Linked DNA regions of Mus musculus: region 1 is linked to region 2. Evidence: chromatin loops called from intact Hi-C (ENCODE). Cell type or tissue: gastrocnemius. All regions are shown on one strand. Each heading gives the region's core, and the rest is flanking DNA. Links, peaks and the distances in the headings are about the cores only. Region 1 holds the start of Mir5618 (microRNA 5618). Region 2 overlaps Birc2 (baculoviral IAP repeat-containing 2).

Region 1 (5,381 bases), core at 86-5,085, 49 kb before region 2:
AGCACGCACATGGTGCAATTACATACGTGCAAAAAAAAAACATATTGATAACACTCTAATCCCAGCACTTGTGGGGGGAGGGGATAGAAGCAGGTGGATCTCTGTGAGTTTGAGGCCAGCCTGGTCTACAGAGCAAGTTCCAGTACAACCAGAGAAACCCAGTCTCAAAAACAAGACAAAACAAAAAATACAAACCATATATTCATATAAAATATGTCTCTTTCAAATTCTTTGAAGAAAATCTTAGAGGAAATAGTCCTTGAACAGGCCTGACAGGAGGTGTGGCAAGGTAGGAGGGAAGTGACACAAGTCTTTTGAAGATTAGAGCTCAGCTGAGGGGAAGCAAGCCTGAGTGCTCCCCAGGGCCAAGCTGATCTTCCCTGTGTGTTCACAGTGTGAGTGGTAGAGCCCGCACTGCATGGTGCTGCCAGGCGTGGCACAAGTGGTCTTGCATCCAATCCAATGCAGTAACCACAGAGGTTACTTTATGGCAGGAAAAGCTACACAGAAAATGTGCCAGGACAGAGCTCAGTCTATTTTTTATTCTATTTTTTATTAGATATTTTCTTCATTTACATTTTAAATGTTTTCCCAAAAGTCCCCTATACCCTCCCCCCGCCCTGCTCCCCTACCCACCCACTCCCACTTCTTGGCCCTGGCGTTCCCCTGAACTGGGGCATATAAAGTTTGCTAGACCTAGAGGCCTCTCTTCCCAATGATGGTCAACTAGGCCATCTTCTGCTACATATGCAGCTAGAGACACGAGCTCCGGGGGTACTGGTTAGTTCATATTGTTGTTGCTCAGTCTATTTCTAATGCGCCTGGCCCTTGGAGGCTTTCATGTGGCTGACTGATAAGGATGTGGTATGCCCTGCTGTTCTTGACCATGAAAACTGATACAACCAGGACTTCATTTCCTCTTGTAGAGTTTTACAAAGATGGATGTTCTGCCTTCTCGGTGTTTCTCAACACTGATGATGAACATGTCCTTTGCCTTAGAATGCTGTGTTTCTAAGCAGGCTTCCTGGTGTTAGGTAGGATGTCCAGGTGAACCTCATCGACTGGTATGAAGTCTGGAAAGCAGTAGTGTTTCCAAAAATGAAATTTGAATTCTCAGGAAAGGAATCCAGAGTCTTCTGTGTCCTGTTCCACATTGATTTCCATTCTCTAGGATGACAGTAACAGCCCTGCCCAGGGTCACAGAAGGTGAGCTCTGCATGCATGTACAGTGCTTCCTAAGACATCCCTCAGTCACAGACATCTGTAGGGGTCTCTGTTCCCATTGTCTAATAGCTTCAAATAGCTTAAGTTAGCTGTCTGTCTGTTAGTCATCTGTCTTTGTACCAGGATTATGCCTCCTCTGATTGCCCACTCCACCCTCAATTTGCCTCTTATAATCAGTACTCAGCCAGGAAACCACATAATAGAGCTTGCTCACAATGTGTCTAAAGTTAAAATATTTTGTACTTTTCTTTTACAAGAGTAGAGATTCAGTTGTTTTAGGAATACATAAGCCAGGAGGAGAGAAAACTGGGGTCAGGTGGTCTGGGCACTCAGTGGAGACACTGCAGCCCTGGAGGCTCTGTGTGTTTATTATATAGAGCTATTGAATAGAGGGATGGGTCGTTGCATATCACTGGACAGTCTCAGTAACTGTAGTCTCTGTAGGGGAACACTCTTCAGGCTGTAAATATGGGGAAGGGGGGGGGGAGCTCTGGTGGACATTTTCTGCACACACTGTCAACACTTGGGTCCAAGAAAGGCTTTGCCATCCCTCTGACTCTGAGGCTATAAGGTCTTAGACTTGGCTGTGCCATTCAGACAGGGCTCCCCTGCTCCTTGCAGAGTGTGTCTTGTTTAAAATCTTTCTAGGCCTTTGGACAATTGTGGACATTAGTAATGTATGCATTTATTCTCTGAAGTGATGCTTTAGCATCTAAAGTAAAAACTCGAAAGGATCTTGGCCTCCTCCCATTCCTTCCAGTAACTCCTAGATACAGCCAGTGTTCACTGGAGTGAATAACAGAGAGACATGCCATGTTATTGGCTTTGTCTCTAATATAACTGCAAGTTCAGAGCTCTGAGCGTGGTTGTTTAAAAATATCCCATTATGTGGCATCCATATATATCAGGAATTAGTAACTCCAGTAGGGCCAGTTCAATGTTGGCAGTGATTATATAGGTGTGACCAAGTAGGAGTCCCCTCTCGGGTGACTGACATGGCCAGCTTATACGGGAAAGGTAAGTAGTAAGTGTCCCCAACAGCCTGCTTCTGGAGGGAGCTGTGGAAGCTAGCCTCAGAGGCATGGCTTGTACCATATTCTCTTTCTTAGAAGATAATCTCGAGACAAGGGATGTTTATAACAAAACAACAACAAAAATCCCTCACCTTTTGGAAGGAAACATAGCAAAGAATTTGAGGGTATAGTGTGGGGATAGGGATATATCACACACTGTGCATGTGTGGAGTTCAGAGGACAACCTGCAGGACCCTGTTCTCGCCTTGTACCATGTGAGTTTCGAAGATTAAACCCAGGTCATCAAACTTGACAGCAAGCACCTATGCCCACTGAGCCATATTGCTAATTTTAAATGTTTCCTATTTTGTACTATTTCATTATATATAGGTGGTATAAATCCAGATAGTTCCTTAGCCAAACCCCATAGTGCGTATTATATTCTTCTAAGTAGTTCTGCAGTGATCTTACATATGCATCATTAGCAGCTTGAGCTATAATTGACTAGACTCCTAGATGTGGGATTTTGGACTCAGTAGTTGTTAGATTCTAAGGACCATGGGGAATAAGAAAAATACCTGATTATATAACAAACCTATGTAACAGTACAGCTCTTAGGAAAAAAAAAAAAAGGTTTGAATACTTTAAGAAACCAGTTGTGTTTAGTGCAAAGAGCAGATGTCAGAAAACATACTGTCATGGAGTAGTTACCTAAAATTTAAGCCACAGAGAGTAGTATTATATGTCATAGAAACATTATCAAGTGAAGTAGTGTAATGAAGGCCTCAGTTTAGGACAGTGGCTTCTGAGATGGAAGCAGTTGTGAGAATATGCTCGCACTTGGGCGGGTGGAGGGGGTTATTGGCAGCACTGTCTTAGTTAGGGTTGATATTTCTGTGATAAAACACCATGAACAAAGTAACTTGGGGAAGAAAGGGTTTATTTGGTTTCCACTTCCACACTGCAGTCCATCATTGGAAGTCAGGACAGGAACTCAAACAGGACAGGACCTAGAAGCAGGAGCACAGAAGGGTGCTGCTCACTGGCTTGCTCCTCCTGGCTTGCTCAGCCTGCTTTTTTATAGAACCCAGAACTACCAGCAATGGGCTGGGTTCTCCCCCACCAGTCACTAATTAAGAAAATGCCCTACAGGCTTACCAACAGCCTGATCTTTTGGAGGCGTTTTCCCAGTTACGGCTCCCTCCTCACAGATGCCATTTTAGCTTGTGTCAAGCTGACAGAAAACTAACACACAGACTGAGGCGAACACAGGTGTTTCTGTTGCTGGCATTATAGAAACATTATCAAGTAAAGTAGTGTAATGAAGGCCTCAGTTTAGGACAGTGGCTTCTGAGATGGAAGCAGTTGTGAGAATATGCTCGCACTTGGGCGGGTGGAGGGGGTTATTCTTTGTATGCGTCAATATTGGGAGGTGGGAAGGGGCTGTGGCTACAGCCAGCTGGCAGGTTCCACCTCCACCAGAAAAACAACAGCAATCAAAGTTGCGAGACTCTGATTTTAAACCTGTGCTTTTCTACCTCAGGTATTTGTGACTAAGTATGCACACGTATTTGTTCCTGCTGCCTGTGGTGTCTGGAACATTGTCAGTGGGAAGTCAGTGTCTGGGTGAGCACTTCACAGGACAACGTGGCATCCGCTGGGCGTTCGCTGTTGAACAGATAGTGCAGCTGCGGCAGGCGCAGCAGGCTTGGAGGAACCATGAGGGTTAGCTCAGTTCTCTCGCTGTCACTCCTCTGAGGCTGTGACAGGAATCATACAGCGAAAACATGAACACCTGGCATGGCCTCTGGCTCACAGTAGCTGCTGCTGTCTAAAATGCAGTATTCCTGGAGAACAATAAGCATGTGTGTATTTCACTGTTGCAAGGTTTCATTTTCCATTTGTCTTTCTTTTTTTTTGTTTTTGTTTTGTTTTGTTTTTCGAGACAGGGTTTCTCTGTTTAGCCCAATTTGTCTTTCAAAGAAAATGTTGGACATTAAGTATTAAATTTTCTAGTGCTAGAGCCAGGCCAGATGGCTTATGCAGTAGTCTGGGGCTACCCTTTACACCGTGTAGTGACCTGAAACACACTATACCATGTAAAGGGTAGTTTCAGACTGTTGGCAATCCTCCTCCTCGTGAAGGCTGGTTACACGCATAGGCCATTAACCTGGCTGGACATAGAGACCTTTCCCTGTAATCTCAGTATTCAGGAGACTGAAGCAAGACGATTCTGAGTTTAAGGTCAGTCTGAGCTACACAGCAAGTTCCAAGTCAGCCTTAACTATGTAACAAGACACTGACTCCAAAAAACAAAAACAAAAGCTGTGGTACCTTTCCACAGTGAGCTGAAACCATCTGCTGGTTTGGTTCAGTGCAGTTGTTGCCTCCAGGGGCTTCATTGCTGACATTTGAGCAGACACTGTTTTGCTGACCGACTCTTTGTTGTGGGCTTGCTTTAAGCTTGTGGATGACCACATTCTTTTGTGGCAGCTGCAGGGTTGCACATGCCTGTTCTGTGTTTAGGCCTAAATCTTTTGTAACTGAGTGACAGGACCATCTGCATAGCCTATGAAATTGCTAGTACAGCTTTAATAGTGTTATCTCAGGCATAATTAGCCCTGCAAAGACAGACTCTGGTATGAGGAAGGCCACTGTCAATGCAGTTTAGTTCCCTGATAGAGATGAGCTGGTGTTTCTTCTATGCAGATTCAAGGAACATTAACATGTTTGGTGCGCACCTAGCTGAAACATGTATGTTTTAAGTAATTCTGAGCATGTTAGTAATTTTTTAACCTAAAGTCTATTCACAATTTTCCAGCCAGGAGCATGGTAATGGTTAGTCCTGGGCAGTAGTCTAACTCTTCACCCTTTCCAGCCACGGCTTCCAGACGTCATGGTGCTGCTGCTGCTTCGTGTAACATGGCCAGTTGGTGACTCAGGTCAAGGGCTTTTCAATCAAATCGCCTAACTTTACTGGACAAGTTCCCATCTGTATGTATGCCTTTATCTTGTCTATAAGTGGGAGTAACAGGAGTAACAGCATCTGTCTCAAAAACCTATGAAAAGTGCAAATGTTTATAAAATATATGAGTCTTAGGCACAGTGTTCACTAGGGAACGCTGGCAGCTGTAACAGAGGGCA
Region 2 (5,381 bases), core at 268-5,267:
TCACTCTGTAGACCAGGCTGTCCTCGAACTCAGAAATCAGCCTGCCTCTGCCTCCCGAGTGCTGGGAATAAAGGTGTGCGCCACCATTGGCCAACTAGAGAGCTTTTTCAAATCCCACTTTAGGGAGATAACCCTAAGAAAATGGAGCTTCCTTAATTTTACTAAAGAATTTGGGTAATGGCCTTCACTGTCATTCGGTGGGACTAACAAATACAAAGCATGTAATAAAGGAGAGTTTGTAAGAAACTATCAGCAAGAGGGCAAACTGAAAGGTACTAGCCTTCTAATCTCTGTAACAAACCAAGACAAACAGCCCAGGGAGGACTCAGTAATCCAATTCACATAAAATGAAGAAAAAAAAAAATGTGGGCAACACACACAAGAAAAGAAAAAGAAAACGAAGGAAGGGGGAAAGAGGAGCCACAGGAGGCACACGGGGAAGGATGAGTTTACAGAGAAAGCTGGAAACAGGTGGGCTCAAAGGAGGACAGAGTATTTCTATCAGCAGTCTAGGAGACACCACGGCTCTAAAGGCCTGCTTTGGTGAATGGACCTATCAACAGCCTTGAGATAATCATAGATTCCCTGAGGTCTCTCTAGTGTGCACTGACACTGAGCTCAGAACCTCCTCTGCCTCAGAGTAGCCAGCTCCCACCACTAGTGCTGCTGAGGAACCCTGGAGACAGATGCTGCTATGCCTCTCCTTTAGAAAGGCACCACCTTCCTCCCTAACCCTTCCTCTGTACCCCAGAGCTCACCCTATATCCACTCTGCTCCTGTGCTCTTTAAGCCCCAGCCCTACAACTGCTCTGCACACACCAGAGCCCAGGATCTACTCCAGCTGCTCAATGTGTCCTTATCTTAGACACTGGCAGCAGCACAGAACAGTAGTCAGTGCGCTCACGCTCTCTCTCTCTCTCTCTCTCTCTCTCTCTCTCTCTCTCTCTCTCCACACACACACACACACACACGGCTCTGTGGCTTCTCTTTAGGTTCTAAAACATCAAGCCACCAGTGCTACTGCCCCCATCATCGTGAGAACACTCATGAGCTAGAACATAGGTCCCTGGACAGGATGTTTTCCACAACAAAAAGAGATTATTAAGATTAAGTCTTTCAGCACTGCCATCAAAAGCTTTGATGCTTCCCTGGACACTGAGAATCTTCACTGACAATGCCTTCAGATAACAGAGCTGCCGCAGTTCTGGACTTCCCAAGGAGTCGGCCATACCCTTTGACAAGCCCAAGCCCACAACCACACCCCAACACCCATCTACAGTCTTTGCTCAACACAGTCACAAAATCTAAGAAGCAGAGTTAGAAGAAACTTAAAAAACATAACAATAAAGGAACAAAATAATTTTCCAAGATCCAACTCAAAAGAAGAAAGAGAAAGGTAGATATTGCCAGATAAGCAATTAATACTCATCTTCAGGGAGCTTGGTGAGTTTCAAGAGAACAAAACACATAATGTAAGCTTATAAAGAAAGAATACAATAAGCACCTCTCAAAAGCATAAGAAAGTAAAAAATTTACAGGTGAAGACAAATACATAATCACCTTCAGACTACTGCAGACAATAACAGTCAAACACTGGGCCCAGATTCAGTCTTAGTACTACCCCAGTACAGAGCTGAAAGTAACTGTAGCTGTAACTATAGTTGCAATTGTTCTATAAAGACAGTATGCAGCTATAGTTATCATATGAAAAAGAAACAATGGATGTAACTTTAAAAGATACATTAAAGCCATGAACTGTTGGAAAGGACAGAGACAGAGTTTTTGTATACAAATGAAATTAAGTTACTAGTTTACAAAACAGACTACTTTAAGATCTGATTGAAGCAATTCTTCAACTGAGGTCCCCTCTTCCCAAGTGACCCCCAGTTTGTGTCAAGTTAACAAAAACTAAACCAGCAAAATAATAAAGACATAGTACAGTAAGTCCTGACTACTGTACACTTGCTCCTTCTCCACTCTTCCTTCCCAACAGATTATAATCCTTGGCACCTAAAATATTACTTAGAAGGTACCTAAATATTTGATAAATAAGTGAACTGTATATACTAAAATCTAGTGATCATCTGTTACAGTTTGTCTTTATTGAGATCAAAGATAGTTACAGCTAAAACCTGTTCAGAGCTGCACTGACACAAAACATTGGTTCCCTTAGTTAACTATTTAAAACTGTGAGGAATTTTGTTTTACAAAGTATAACAATTTAAATAAAATTTAAAATGTTTTTTTTTATTTTAGATACAACAGTTAAACTTCAAATTATAACATACAAGGCCAATTAAATGATTTCATCATTTAAAACTGACATTTCAATCCAAACTGTAGACATTAGCAACTGTAAGTTTTCCCCAGGGTACCAATGTCTGAGACATTTTAGTCTGAGAATTCTTGGATGCTACAAGGCAGACTGGAGGCAACATGCTTTCCTATATTGTTGTTTTTTTTCCCAACAATGAAGACTAAATTCATACTAGCACAATATTATGGAGAACATGTTGGTTTGTTTTCCAAACACGTTCTTAAAAACCAAACTCCAAGTGATTCTGAAACGACTTGCCAAATTTGTTGCATTAACAGAAGGCTTAAACTCTATGGGCTTTCAAGATAGCTCAGCATGGTCTCTTGTGAGGCTATGCCAGTGCCTGGCAAATACAGAAGTGGATGCTCACAGTCAGCTATTGGATGGAACACAGGGCACCCAATGGAGGAGCTAGAGAAAAGTACCCAAGGAGCTGAAGGGGTCTGCAACCCTATAGGTGGAACAACAGTATGAACTAACCAGTACCCCCTGGAGCTCGTGTCTCTAGCTGCATATGTAACAGAAGATGGCCTAGTCGGCCATCACTGGGAAGAGAGGCCCCTTGGACTTGCAAACTTTATATGCCCCAGGAAAGGGGAACGCCAGGGCCAAGAAGTGGGGGTGAGTGGGTAGGGGAGCAGGGCAGGGGGAGGGGGGTATAGGGGATTTTCTGGATAGCATTTGAAATGTAAATGAAGAAAATATCTAAAAAAAAAAAAAAAAAAAAAAAAGATAGCTCAGCATGTAAAAGTTCCTGCCACAATCCTAATGACCTGCATTCCATCCCCAAACTCACACAGTGGAAGGAGAGCTGTTCTTTGACCTCCACTACTGATTGGTCTGGGGTTCACAATGAGGCCCAAGCTATCGTTGACCTTGGAACACTCCTGCTTCAGCCTCCAAACTGCTAAAATTAAAGAGTAAACCACCACAACTGGCCAAAATTAACACTTTTAAGTAAATTAAGTACATCAGTTTTCAGGACAAAAACAACAACAAAGTCAAAATTTATCTCTTTGTTTTGTTTTTTTGAGACAGTTCTAAGTAACCCAGGGTAGTTTCAAAGTGGTGTCAGAATCCTGAATGTTAACATTACACTGGACCTAACATACAAATTTGATGATTCTTCATGATAATTGTTTTTGAGACAGGGTCTCACTATGCAATCCTAGATGACCTGAACTTGCTCTGTAGACCAGGCTGGTCTCTGTTCACAAAGAATGCATGCTTCTGCTCCCAGCGGTGAGATTAAAGGCAAACTGACATAGGTGCACTACCTGTCCCATCATATAATTTTAAACTACTTATATTTTAACAATGTAAATAGTTACATCAAAATTCCTGTTCATCATGTACCATACAAAAAATGACTAAAAGTTCCTGTAATTCCCTAAGGAGTCCAATGATTCCTCATTATCACAGAAGGCATGCATATGTCCAAGATCTCTTTACTGTATGATTCCACTTACATGTGTTGTGGCTATGGTAACTAAAGTAGATTCAGATATCGTAGGCAGAAGGGTAGGTGCCAGGGGTGTGCTTACAAGTGTATGGGATACAGTTTCAGTCTGGAGATGACTAAAAAACAGTACACATATACTTTATACTACAGAAGATTAAATTTTAGATGGCTAAATTAGTATATTTTATGTGTATTTTAACACAATAAAAACAACTAACACCGTCCATTCATTTTAGAAATGAATCCAAGTTCACATAGCTGATCAGTTTCAAATACAAAATTTCTAATTGTAATACACTAACAATGTGTTCCTAAATTTATTCTAAACAATAAAAATTAAGAGGTAAGGTATATAGGCAAGAAAACTTGTCAACCAGATATGAGGCCCTGGGTTCAATCCTCCATGCCACAATAAACATTTTTAAGAACCAATTATCAAGGCTGGCAGTGGTGGTACAGACCCTTAATCCTAGCACTCAGGAGGAAGAAGCAGGTAGATCTCTGAGTTCAGACTTGTCTACAGAGTGAGTTCCAGGACAGCCAAGGCTACTCCAAGAAACCCAGACTTGAAAACAAACAAAAGAACCAATTACCTTGGAAACCATTTGGCGTGTTCTATCCAGGGGTCATCTCCAGGTTCCCAACATCTCAAGCCACCATCACAACAAAAGCACTTGACATCATCATTGCGATCCACGTAATAGAATCCAGCACTTGCAAGCTGCTCGGGCTGAACAGGAACACTAGGTGGCCAGTACAGAAATGTCCTCAATCGAGCAGAGTGTGTCTGCATACTTAGATTTGATATACTAAACCTCTGTGTTTCTGAAGTATTTTCCAGAAATGGACAGTGGGGAAAATGTCTGCGGTGCTCTGACATAGCATCATCCTTTGGTTCCCAGTTGCTCAGTTTCCCACCACAGGCAAAACAGGCCACCCTGTCTCCAGGCCCTATGTAATAGAAGCCAGCTCTGGCCAGCTCTGCTGGTGACAGAAAACTTAAAGGCCACATACTGTAAGTAAGAAATCTGGCCTCTTCTGTACTCATGGCATAGCTGCAGGGATCCATCCTTGATGAGAAGTCTTCCACTGCTCTAGAATTAAGAGGGCTAGAGCACAGGTTGGAGTGAATGCCACCTCGTTCCAGAGGTGACGAATGTGCAAATCTACTTTTCACAGGAGACATATTCTTAGATGGAGACTGCAGACTGGCTGAAAGCAGAGTCTGTACAAAGCTGCAGCTGGGATAGAACTGTCTGTGCTTTTCAACAGGACTGTCCCCTTGTTTCCAGTTATCCAACATCAGGCCACAGCAGAAGCACTTGACTTTGTCATTCACACCTGTATAATAAAAGCCAGCACGAGCCAGACTCCTCTCTGAGACAGGAACTCCCCTGGGAAAAGCTGAATATGTAGACATTCGGTAGAGTTCACACGAAAAGTCAAACTTCATTTTTTCTTCGCTCTCCTTTGTCCAATTTGACAAGATTGTGCTCTTCTCCATTATACGTTTAAGTTTTTGGTGTAAGGTACCTTGGCCGAGTCTCTGGGAGACAGTTTTGTCCATGAGTAGTAATAGTATTTCTGACCGCTTAAACTTCC

Evidence for each region. A loop is a pair of places that touch in the nucleus more often than their neighbours do. Peaks named below come from ENCODE experiments on the same cell type or tissue, not always from the same donor. Only the 100,000 strongest peaks of a DNase experiment are listed, where the experiment ranks them.
Region 1: a loop joins it to region 2, with 2.4 times the contacts of the local background. A loop is called at or near these places in 7 of 42 quality-filtered maps.

What each region holds. Positions count from the first base shown.
Region 1 is chr9:7,780,096-7,785,476 of GRCm38, forward strand. The region is part of intron 2 of Tmem123 (transmembrane protein 123); the gene reads left to right. Mir5618 (microRNA 5618) reads left to right here and starts at 4,295; the gene lies at 4,295-4,345. In gastrocnemius, for the core only: no CTCF peak of the experiment used is centred there; no DNase peak of the experiment used is centred there; H3K27ac peaks cover 1,639 bases.
Region 2 is chr9:7,829,133-7,834,513 of GRCm38, forward strand. It overlaps Birc2 (baculoviral IAP repeat-containing 2), which reads right to left. Exons shown (of 8, transcript NM_007465.3): 2 at 4,373-5,381. The coding sequence starts at 5,346. Among named protein-coding and RNA genes, the nearest start is that of Birc2, 5.2 kb to the right of the region's middle. In gastrocnemius, for the core only: no CTCF peak of the experiment used is centred there; no DNase peak of the experiment used is centred there; H3K4me3 peaks cover 3,802 bases; H3K27ac peaks cover 1,525 bases.